Regions from separate parts of the Homo sapiens genome. Here region 2 is linked to region 1. Evidence: chromatin contacts called from ENCODE Hi-C data. All regions are on one chromosome and are shown on one strand. The core of a region is the stretch at or near the end of the contact, and the rest is flanking DNA. Distances in the headings are between cores, read along the strand shown. Region 1 holds the start of CEACAM21 (CEA cell adhesion molecule 21). Region 2 holds the start of CEACAM5 (CEA cell adhesion molecule 5).

What was found. Hi-C counts contacts between places; a loop is a spot of excess contacts on that map. Pooled maps may share reads with other maps.
Region 2: a loop to region 1 is called in a pooled map, with 11 times the contacts of the local background. The contact joins the promoter of CEACAM5 here to the promoter of CEACAM21 in region 1. A Hi-C loop is called at or near these places in 7 of 50 pooled maps.

Annotation. Positions count from the first base shown.
Region 1 is chr19:41,571,315-41,577,415 of GRCh38, reverse strand. It overlaps CEACAM21 (CEA cell adhesion molecule 21), which reads right to left and starts at 1,250. Exons shown (of 7, transcript NM_001098506.4): 1 at 1,078-1,250; 2 at 1-216. The coding sequence starts at 1,141.
Region 2 is chr19:41,703,775-41,709,875 of GRCh38, reverse strand. It overlaps CEACAM5 (CEA cell adhesion molecule 5), which reads right to left and starts at 1,250. Exons shown (of 10, transcript NM_004363.6): 1 at 1,081-1,250; 2 at 1-196. The coding sequence starts at 1,144. RefSeq lists silencers at 2,860-2,909, 2,940-2,989, 3,010-3,129.

The DNA.
Region 1 (6,101 bases), core at 1-2,500:
CAGGCCCTGGAGTCCTAACGTGAGTGTCTATTACATATGCTGCGATTAGCTGGTTGGGCTCCACCGTTTTCCCTTTGTACCAGCCATAGCTGTAAAGATTCTCGGGCAGATAAACCACAGAGAGATGAACATTCTCCCCTTCAGCAACTTCAAAGGGCGCTGATGCAATAAAGAGCCAGGCAGTGGTGGGTGCGTTCCAGAAAGTTAAAAGTGAGGCTAGGAAAGGGAGAGAATATCAGTCAATATTTGACCTATGCATTGGCATGGAAAGACGGGGTCCTGGGTGCAGGTCTCTTCACCCCTCAGCCTTAGAGGGTGTGTGTGTGTGTGTGTGTCCTACTGGGTCAAAGTCAGCAGCATGACCCTCATTCCTTCAGTACCTCTGACCTTGGCATTTCCTTGTGTGAACCCTCTTTCCCAGGGGTCTGCATGGTTCCCTCCCCACTGCCTTCAGTTCCTACTCACACAAGGGAATCCCTGGGAGACTTCTTTCGTGAAGCCTCCTCTAGAGACCCTGGGTCTTCCCTTTCTGACCTTTCCCAGCTCTGTTCCCTCCAGGGCTCTTGTCAGCACCTGACCTCACATTCTAGATCTCTTTGGGTGTCTGTCTTCCCCCCCATGAGATTGTGAGCTCTGTGAGGGCATGGACTTGAGTGATGTTAGTTGCACCCCAGTGCCTGGGACAGGCTGCAGACTCCTGTGGATGAGTTCATGAGCGTTCCCAGGGCCTTCCATATCCTGGGGTTTATTTGCTAATGTCTGAGGTTGGCAGATGAAGACAGAGTTTCATGCCCTGGTGGTGTTTTTATTTAAATTGTCACTGTGATATAGTTTTACTATCATTTTCAAAGTGTAGTGGCCACTGACAATGAACTTGAAAACATGGACCAACTGAGATTGTTTTGCCCCTTGGCAATTCCAGTTCACTTAGATTTTTTGGTTCTCCTTAGACGCTCTCTCCCCTGAGTCTCTAACAAAAGCCCTCTGTCTCCTCTCAGAGCCCCATCCTCCCCAGGAGACCCCAGCCAGTCTCTGTGCTCCCTCCTCCCACCCACTCCCAGGGAGTCCTCCCCTCACCTGTGAGCAAGAGCCCCTGCCAGGGGATGCATTCTCTGTGGGGACAAGCTGAGGGGGGCCCCATGGTCTCTGCTGCCTGCTCTGTCCTCCTCTGTGGAGAGGAGCTTGGGCTCCAGGAACGCTCTAGACAGGGTTACTGTGACTGTTGTCTCTGCTGTCCTTCCTTCCTCTATGCTGAGCTTCCTCTCAGGCAGGAGCACTTCCCGTTTATGGGCAAGGGCGGGGCTCTGCCTACAATGTCTCTCTGTCCCCTCCCCTCTCAGTCCTGCCTCCCTTGTCCCTCCTTTCTCCTTCCTTTTTGCCTATATTTGGTTCCCTAGGCAAAACTTTGAGAAGCAACGCTGATGGGGTCCTCATAACAGGACGACCCACTCTCCCCAGTACTGACCTCTGCTGTGTTCTGGCCTTGGTTCTGTCACAGCCGGTAGATTATTTCCCTTTGTGACACACAAAACCAGCTGGGCCCTGGGTCTCCTCATGCTCTCCAGTGCTCCAGGAAGGCAGAATGATGCCCAGCAGGAAAGTGACAGAGGTGGCTCTGGGGGCTAGAAAGGGGCTCACTGGGTGATGGCTGGGAAGGACCCACCCGCTATCTTCAGTGTCACCAGCCTGGCCTCTGACCCAGGGACAGAGACCCAGGCCTGGAGGTCTCGGGAGGATCCCCAGCTCCTAGGTGTGGAGGGAGGTGTCCTGTGTGTCCTGGGAAGAGAGGACTTTGATGGAAGGAGGTGGGAGGCTCTGGGTTCTGCTGTCCTTGGTGAAGGTTTCAGGGGGACCCTCTCCGTGTCTGGGGTCTGTGCCCCCAGCTTAACTCTCATTCTCTTTGCAAATACATATATTTTGTGGATCTGCAGTTGCCTGAACTGTCTCATGTCCCTAAATCTTTGTATCCCTTTTTACAGAAGGTCAGGAAGGGTGTGTACATGAGTATGAGGACTATCTGATCAGGGCGAGTGTTTGTTTCCCAAAGATCTCTTTAGATATGGTATAATACATAAGATAAATGTACTGAATTAGCAATTTTAAGTGTAGAATTAAATGATACTAATTCTATTCACAATGTTGTACAACCATCACCATAATTTTTTACCAGAAAATCTTCATTATACCAAATGGAAACTTCATACTTTTAATCAATAACTCCCCACTTCCCCCTGCCCCACCCACTGGTAGCCTCTGATACTATCAATCTCTGTGAATTTGCCTAGTTTACATGTCTCATATAATAAGGAATTATATACGTGTATTATTTTTTTCTGGATTATTTCTCTTAGGGTAACACTTTTAAGATTCATCCACGTCGTAGCATATATTACAGCTTCTTTCCTATTTATGGCTGAGTAATATCCCAATATATGTTTATACCTCAATTTTAATTCATTCATCTCTTAATGGACATGTGGGTGGTTTCCACATTTTTGCTATTGTGAAAACCGCTGCAATGAACTTACACTTGGAAGTATCTGTTTGGGTTTCTGTGTTCATTTCTTTGGGGGTACATATAGGAGTATAAATATGGGGTCATGTGGTAGTTCTATGTTTAAGTTTTTGAGAAACAGCCAAACTGTTTTCCAGTTTGCTGTGCTATTTTATATTCCCATCAGCAATATACGAGGGTTCCATTTTCTCTACATTCTTGTAAACACTTACTATTTAATATTTTTTAAAACTTATAGCCATTCTAGTAGGTGTGAAGTGATAGCTCATTGCAGTTTTGATTTTCATTTCCCTGGTGGCTGATGAAGTTGAGCATTTTTTCATGTATTTGCTGACAATTTTAATATTTTTTAGAGAACTATTTATTCAAATCATTTGCTGTTTAAAAAAAATGGGTTATCTTTTTATTATTCAGTTGTAATAGTTCTTTATATATTTTAGATACAAGTCCCTTATGGGGTACATGATTTGCAAAATTTTTCTCATATTCTGTGTCTTCTCACTTTCTTCATGGTGTTCTTTGAAGCACAAACATTTTTAACTTTGATGAAGTTCACTTATCTATTTTTAATTTTGTTACTTATGCTCTTGATGTCATATTGAAGAAACCATTGCCCAATCCAAGATCATTAAGTTTTACTCCTATATGTTCTTCTAATGGTTTGATAAGTTTTGCTATTCCATTTAGGTTTTTGAAACATTTTGAGTTAACTTTTGTATGGGCTGTGAGGTAGGGGTCTAACTACACTATCTCGCATGTGGTTATCCAGTTGTTCCAGCACAATATGAAGAGGCTACCATTCTTTCCCCATTGAGGAATCTTGGCACCCATGTCAAAAACCAATGGGCTGTAATGGTGAGGGTTTATTTCTGGACTCTTGATTCTATTCCATTGATCTCTATGTGCATTCTTGTGCCAGAAGCACACTGTTTTAATGATTGTAGTGTTTTAGTAAGTTTTCAAATTAGGAAGTGAGTCCTCCAATTTTTTTTTCCAGATTGTTTTGGCCATTCTGGGGTGACTTTTAAAAAAGATGTAGTTCAATGGTTCTCAAAGCAGGAGTGGTTCAGCTCTCCTTTTTTGGCAGTCTGGAGACCTTTTTAGGACCTTAATCTAAGTAGATAAATTATTCCCACTTTCTTTTCTGAGTTGCTATGTTACAGTGTATATTGACACCCATGAAATAATTGAGAGACCCTGGAAGTGCTTGCCTACATAGTGAGGGACAATTAGTTCCATGATCATGGGCACAGAAGATTTTGTTTTGGGAAACAATTTTGTTGGTGGAGTTATATTCATGCTTACTCTTTTATTTGTCTTCATAGCCTGCATCTCCTTCAGACTTCATATCTGTTTATTTTCTTGTTTGTCCTCTGGGGTTTGGGTGTTGGGTGACCAGTCAGCTGGAGCTGGAGGAGGTGCTTAGCAAGGCAGTGACCCTGGTTGGGAGGAGCAGGGCTCAGCAGGGTGAAAGTAGCTGGGCCTTGAGTCAGGAGTGGCATCTGGAAGGCCTGACTGTAAGGGTCAGAAGGGCCAGCAGGTGGGTGTCCTAGGCACAAACGGTGGCTGCTGCTGTGGACTGGAGGAAGGTAAGAGGCCCCGAGTATTCCATGTTCTTACTGGCTCCCCAACTGAGGATTCCTCTCCTGGGCTGGTGCTGTCCTGCAGCAGGGAGGGGTTAGACAGGGACGGCTGCACATCAGGCCGGAGTCCATGTCATCCTCTTAGGCACTGTCACTACAGATTGAGGATTCTGTTCATAAGCCAAGCCTTTGCACAAGGAAGGGACCCGGGCTCTCAAGGAAGAGCAGCTCCTGGTCAGACCTCCATCTCCTTCTCTCTCATTGCCTGAGGCCTCAAGCTTGGTCTACCTGGCACAGGGGTCTGGATCCTCCTCCCAGGGTTGGGGTCTTACTGAGCTGGGCACCTGCAGGTGGGAGAAGATCTGGAGGGGCCCCATCTGCCTTCACCAGATTGATGTTGAGGGTCCCTGAGTCCTGCACCACTATCAGGTGCTGAGCAACTTCCAGTGTCAGTGACAACCACCCCATGGTGGAAGCAGAACCACCTCGTGAGAAAGCACCTCCAAGCCTCAGTGCTTGCCATGTGTGGGAATTTGCTGGTTTCAGTTGGGGGCATGTTGGTGGGTGGTCATGAATTCAGGGCCGGATTCTATGCTCACAGTGCACATGCTGGATGTGGTACAGACCCCAGGCAGGGCTCAGTGGGGTGGTTTTGGGTGTGCACAGGTATCTTTTCTGGAGGAGCTGGTGGTGATTTGGCTCCCAGAAGTTCCTGAGCTCTGCAGACTCACCAAGCACTCAATATTTGAGTGAACATTGGGCGAGAGAGCAGAAGGTAAGTGTCAGGGCATCGGGGTTGGTGCCTCTGGGAAGAGGAGGAACATTCTGGGAACAAAGCTCTCCCCCGGCTTACAGGGAGCTTCCCATCGCTCCTGCCTTGAGGATCAGGGAAACTAGGGCCTCTGCTCTTCCAGGGGCTGCTTGCAGGCAGTTTGCTCTGGGAGGGGGTGACCCAGGAGTTGCCTCTCATTTTGCATTTGAGATTTAAAAGGAGAAGGGACAGTATATCTTGCCAGGTCACAAAAATTACAGGCATCATATTGACTGAAGGGCACTCCTGTCATCATTGCAATATACCAGAATGGTCTTTTAAAAAAATAAGTGATTTAGGTTTACCAGCAACTGTAATGCTTGTTTTATTCTTCTAGTTCACCGTTAATGTCACTTTTGTAGTTTTAGCACTGGCAATGTTGATTTTATGTTGACTCTGATGATTTTAAGCTTTCATTTGTTCACATAGAGATCATCTTCTTTCTGAATATTAATGCATTTTTTCTCTATTTCTACTGGTTATTCCTGTACATAGAGTAGAGAATCACTTTTCCCAAGGAGGTGGAAAGCTTCTGACTACCAAAAAAAAAAAAAAGTGTCAAAATGCTTTAAAGTCAGTAACTTAAAGATCAAATCCAAGAGTGGGCAACAGATTCTGCCCAGGGTCTGAAAGGTGGAGAGGTGACTGGTGAGGATGTTTAAAAGACCTCTCCTCTCTACTCCCTAAATGGGGGCCATCCAGTGTTCTTGAGGTTCAGAGAAGGCCCAGGGCTGGGGCAGCAGGGCACTGTCAGCTCCCAGCTCCCAGGGGCCAGGAGTAAGACCCCAACACTGTCCAGACACTGATTGCATTCATTTTGGGGGAGAGTAGATTCTTATTTAAAGAATAATACAAAAGTCTACAAATTTGAACATAAACAGAAATTCCTTTGCTACAATTTTCCCCTTAATAAGACATTCCTTCCTAATGACATATGTGACTGCATTCATGGCTGAGATGTTTTCTAGGATGGTGAGAGCATCAGAGTGGACTATCTGGTGCCTTGGGGTCATGCATTTTCTTCTTTCAATGTCTACAGGATCCCCCATGTCCCACTTTGTAGTGTAACTCAGTGTGTGTCATTCTGGTTTTTGTTGTATAGATCCTTGGAAAGCCCATGTCATTCCTGCTGTGAGGTACAGGCAGCCAAATGGCATCATCTCTAAACATGCCTTCTCCTGGTACATCAAAT
Region 2 (6,101 bases), core at 1-2,500, 130 kb before region 1:
TGAGTTCCTATTACATATCCTATAATTTGACGGTTGCCATCCACTCTTTCACCTTTGTACCAGCTGTAGCCAAAAAGATGCTGGGGCAGATTGTGGACAAGTAGAAGCACCTCCTTCCCCTCTGCGACATTGAACGGCGTGGATTCAATAGTGAGCTTGGCAGTGGTGGGCGGGTTCCAGAAGGTTAGAAGTGAGGCTAGGAGAGAGCAGAGAGCATCGGTCAATATTGGGACCTATGCATTAGGGTGGAAAAATGGGGTCCTGGGTCCTGAGCAGGTCTCTTCATCCCCCAGCCCTGGAGTGAGTGAGTGTGTGTGTGTGTGTGTGTGTGTGTGTGTCCTACTAGGTCAAGGTCAGCAGTGTGTCTCCTATTTCCTTAGCACCTCTGACCTTGGCATTTCCCTGTGTGGAATCTGCTTTTCCAGGGGTCTTCACGGCTCCCTCCCCATTGCCTTCAGGTCCTGCTCACATCAGGGCATTCTTGGGAGATCCCTTCCCTGACACCTCCTCTAGAGACCCTGGGTCTTCCTTTTCTGACCTTTCCCTGCTCTATTCCCTCCAGGGCTCTTGTCAACACCTGACCTCACATTCTAGATCTCTTTGTATGTCTGTCTTCCTCCCCATGAGAGCATGAGCTTCATGAGGGCAGGGATTTGTGTGATCTTGGTTGCACCCCAGTGCCTGGGACAGGCTGCAGATTCCTGTGGATGAGTTCATGAGGGTTCCCAGGGCCCTCCACAGCCTGGGGCTTATTTTCCAATGTCCGCGGTAGGCGGATGAGGACAGTGTTTCATGCCCTGGTTATGTTTTTATTTAAAGTGTCATCTGATGCAGTTATTATGATTTTTAAAAACGTAGTGGCCAGTGACAATTAACTAGGAAAATAGAACTCTTGAGGTTTTCCTGCCCCTTTCCAATTCCAGTTCAATTTGATTTTTCTGGTGTGACTCCTGTCCCTCTCTGATGTCCTCTTCCCTATTCAGGCTCCAACAGGAGCCCTCTGTCCGTCTCACAGCCCTGTCCTACCCAGGAGACCCCAGCTCCCTCCTCCCACCCTCTCCCAGGTTGTCCTCCCTTCACCTGTGAGCAGGAGCCTCTGCCAGGGGATGCACCATCTGTGGGGAGGGGCCGAGGGAGACTCCATGGTCTCTGCTGTCTGCTCTGTCCTCCTCTGTGGAGAAGAGCTTGAGTTCCAGGAACGTTTTGTCAAGGCTGCTGTGACTGTCTGGTCTGCTGTCCTTCCTCCCTCTGCCCTGAGTCTCTTCCTAGGGCAGGAGTACTTCTCAGCATCACGTGGGTCATGGGTGTGGTCTTTATTCAGGTGTCCTCTGTCCCCTCCCCTCTCATTTCTGCCTCTTTTGTCCCTCCTCTTTTTTCCCTTCTATTTTCAGTTCCTCAGACAAATCTTTTCGGCAAGGTGGATGGACCCCCATCCCCTGGGAGGACAACCTGTCTTCCCCAGTGCTGACCTCTGCTGTGTTCTGTCCTTGGGTCTGTCACACCAGGGGGATTATTTTCCTTTGTGACAGAGAAACCCAGCAGGGTCCCGGGTCTCCCCATGCTCTCCAGGGCTCTGGGAAGGTGGGATGATGCCCAACAGGAAGGTGACAGAGGTGGCTCTGGGGGCTAGAAAAAGGCTCACTGGGTGGTGGCTGGGGAGGGACCAGCCCTCTGTCTCCAGTACCACCAACCCCGCCACTGACCCAGGGATGGAGACCCAGGCCCAGAGGTCTCAGGAGTCCCCAGATCCTGCATGTGGAGGGGGAGGTGTCTTGTGTGTCCTGGAAAGAGAGGACTGTGGTGGAGGGAGGTGGGTGACTCTGGGCTCTGCTGTCCTTGGGGAAGGCTCCAGGGGGACCCTCCCTCTCCGTGTCTGTTGGCTGAGCTGCGGCTCAGGGCCTGTCCATGTTCTCCCTGACAGTCCTGGGTGGTCTCTGTCCTCTGCGAGGCTGACTGTCCTGTGATCACCCCACCTTCCCCATGGTGGTACCAGGAGGGAGTCTGGAGTTGCACAGGGACCCCTGGCAGAACAGGGTCCTCATAGGACCCAGAAAGGAACAGAGCAGGTATGTGGGAGAGATCAGAAGGGTCTGTTGGAGCAAGGGATGGAAACCAGGCTCCACCTCCACTTCCTTAGCAAAGCCAGGTTCCTGTCCAGGGGAATCCGTTTCCTGAGTGATGTCTGTGTGCAATGTCACCCCCTGGAGGGCAAGAGGAGACCTCCGGCCTTGTCTGGAACTGCCCTAGGGATGCTGACCAGGGTCGACGTGGTGTGAGCTGACCCTGAACTCTGGATTAGGCTGCAGGGTCAGGCCGGAGGATCTATTCCCTGCAGGCCTCTGTCCTCCCTTCTGAAGCTCTGGGGGTTGAGGCCTCATTCCTGGGGCAGCCGCGGGCACTTGCTGGCCTCCTCCCATGCTGGTGCCAGTGCCCCTGTGTCCACATGGAACAGACTCTGACTGCTGGGGGCCACACGGAGGTGATATGCTTCTTTTTAGAGATCTCCCACACATTTAACCAGTATTTATGGAGCATCTGTTCCGTGTCAGGCACTGGGCTGGGCCCTGGGATTCCACAGAGAGCAGGACAGACGTGGTCCCTGTCACAGAGTTTTCCTGTAACCGGGAGACAGGCGCTCAGTGAACTTCATGGGACTGAGGAGTTAATGGTAATGACAGGGCTGTGAGGTGACAGCATAGGGGGCGTCGGAGCCTGTGAGAGACTGAGCTGTCCTGGAGATCACAGGGAGCTGCCCTGGGAGACGCCCTTTCAGCTGAGCCCGGGGAAGGAGGGGGTGTAGGGGACAGGAGCTGCCTGCAGAGGGCAGCCGACAGGCCTCAAGTGGGCGGCCGACAAGCCTCAGGTGGGCGGCCGATAGGCTGCAGGGAGGAGCTGACAGAGTCCGTGTGAGGAGCTCGGAGGGCGAGGAGGACGTGGGCCGAGGTGACCCGGGTGAGGGTGGACCCTGCTGGGCTGTGGGCCCGGCTGAGGGAGGTCAGCAGCCCCTGGGGAGGCTCCAGGGTGGGAGGAACTCTGCCGCCCTCTGGTGGACAGGAGGGAAGTGGGGACAGCAGCGGCCCCAGACCAGGCTGTTTTACTCAACACTGATCTCTAGACATTGAACACGGGTCATGCACATGTTATGCCAAAGTGCTACCAGGTTTCAGCTCGGTGAGCCCCAGTCTCTGTGGCTACAAGTGTACTGTCCTCCCTCTTTCACAATCAGATGTCCCCAAATGCAGATTTTTGTCACCTTTTGTGACTTTGCTTTTGTCGGCAGGAGGCTGCGCTGTGCATGCTCCCAGGGGCAGTGATGTCTGGGGCTAAGCGTGTGCGGGGATCTGGGAGTAGAAGATTGTATTAGTCTGTCCTCGCATTGCTATAAAGAAATACCTGAGACTGGGTAATTTATAAAGAAAAGAGGTTTAATTCGCTCATCATTCTGCAGTTGTACAGGAAGCATAGTGGCTTCTGCTCCTGGGGAGGCCTCAGAAAACTTACAATCATTCTGGACGGTGAAGGGGAAACAGGAACGTCTTACATGGCAGAGCATGAGTAAGAGAGAGAGAGAGAGAGGGGAGAGGTGCTACACACTTTTAAACAACCAGATCATGTGAGATCTCTATCACAGAAACAGCATCAAAGCAGAAAATCCACCCGCATTATCCAATCACTTCTCACAAGGCCCCACCTCCAACATTGGGGTTTACAATTTGACATGAGATTTGGGCGGGGACATAGATCCAAATCATATTTGAGAGAGAGGGGCATGAGGAGAAGGTGAATGTTGGGGTAGCAGAGAGGAGCAGGGACAAGTCAACCTCACTTCTCACTCCCTGGGGACCAGAACAGGAGAGCCCGACTCTGGGGGCACAGCACCACACACTCTGTGTGTCCGTGCATCAGGGGAGGTGGGAGCTGCTTCTCTGTTCATGGGACCTGGCCTCACCTGCTGAGATGTCTTCACACTTAGTCCCATCCTGGGCTGCAGCCCCACAGAGCCTGTGTCCTCCTCTCCTCTCCTGCCCATTCCTGGATTTTTCTTCCTGAACCATCTTCTCCCATCTGTGGCTTCACCTGCTCCCGTTTCAGGCAGCTGCCCCTGGATCATTGCCCTGTCACCATCTCTGGGCTCACTGGCCTCTGCCATTTGTTCTGAGACTTGAGCCCTGAGCCCTGAGCCCTGTGAGGGAGGAAGAGTGAAGTGGGGTGGGCGCTGTCCAAGGTGCTGCCCTCTCTGGACAGCTTGAGTGAGGGACCCTGATGTGTCACCTGGGAGGAGGCTCCGGGAGGGAGCTGTGTCAGGGATGCCTGGATCAGGGGGATGGGGCACCTACACCAGGGTGAGCTGGACCTGTGGACTGCAGGAACCCTGCTCTGTGTCATCCATCAGCTCCTCGAGCCCCGTCTTCCTCTCTGTACCTGATTCTCTGGTGTGATCCCTGAGCCCGCGCTAGAGTCCTCCTCACAATGCCTAATGGTCAGATCTATGTGTGGAGACCTAACGGTGGGGGGGTGGGGAGGTCTCGTGTGCTCACACAGAGTGCCCTGGGGACAGGCTTTATGACCTCCCTTGTCCCAATCCCACAACAAGATCTGGACAGTGGGCCGGGTCAGATAAAGTCAGAATCCACGAGAAGGGTGTGTGTCCTGGCAGTGCTGAGGTTTGTGCCCCCAGCTTTACTCTCAGTCTGTTTGCAGATACATTTATGTTGTGCACCTGCAGTTGGCTGGGAAGCCTCATGTCCTTAAATCCTTAGTTATTCCTGTGCAGGTCATGAGGGGCCTGTACCTGGGTACAATGAGGACTATCTGATTAGGGTGGGTGTATTTTACATGGTGGGCTTTCCCTCTCCCAGTGTTTCTTGGATGTAGTCAAATACATAAGATAAAATATGCCACATTAATCATGTTAAGTGTACAATTAAATGCCGTTAATTATATTCACAATATTCTACATCCTCACCACTATATTTTTTTTTCCAGAACATTTTCATCATCTCACATAGAAACTTCATACTATTAATCATTAACTCTCCACCTTCCCCTGCCCCTAGCCCTTGGTAGCCACTGATGCTATCTTTCTCTTTTTTTTTGAGACAGAGTCTCATTCTGTCACCCAGGCTGGAGTGCAGTGGTGTGATCTCGGCTCACTGCAACCTCTGCCTCCCGGGTTCAAGCAATTCTCCTGCCTCGGCCTCCCAGAGGCACCTAGGTGACCTAACTCTTAAGAGCCTGGGGCCGGCAGGTGGGTGTCCTAGGCATAAATGGTGCCCACTGGACTGGAGGAAGGTGAGAAGCCATGGGTATTCCATGTCTTCTCCCAGCTTCCCAGCTCCTGGGTTGGTGCTGTCCTGCAGTAGGCAGTGGGTAGATGGGCATGGCTGCACGTTAGGCTGGGAAACATGTCGTCCTCTCAGACATTGTCACTGCAGAAGGAGGATTCTGTTCACAGGCCTGGTATGGGCATATGGGAGAGACCACCCTGTTCTCATCAGGGGCTTAGACACTGGTGTTCCCACTCCTGGTGCTGCCTCCTGCTTTCCCTGCCCTGGCCCTCAAGGAAGAGCGGCTCCTGGTCAAAGCTCCATCTCTCTCTCTGAGGCTTCAGCATGGTCTCATTGGTGCAGGGGTCTGGGTAAACCTCAGAGAGAGAGGCTCTGAAGAGCGGGGCACCTGCTGGGGATGCAGAAGGGTCCCCACTATGCTTAAGGGGAGTAATCCTGAGGGTCCCAAGGCTCCTCACCACTACCAGGTGCCAAGAAACTCCCAGCAAATTGGGGCTGCCTTGTGGCGAAGCACCTCCAAGCCTCGCTGCCTGCCATGTGCAGTGATTGGTGGATCCCAGTTAGGGGCATCTTGGCAGGTGGTCACAGATTCAGGGCTGGACTTGGTGCTCACAGTCCATATGTGTTGTAGACCCCAGGCAGGGTTCTGTGGCATGGTTTTGGATGTTCACAGGTATCTGCCCTGGAGAAGTGGGCAGTAATTTGACTTCCAGAAGTTCTTGACATCTGCAGATCCGGGCGACAGCCAAGTGTTCAAGGTTCCAGTGACCACTGGTGTGAGGGCACAAGGTAAGCATCAGGCCACCAGTGAGG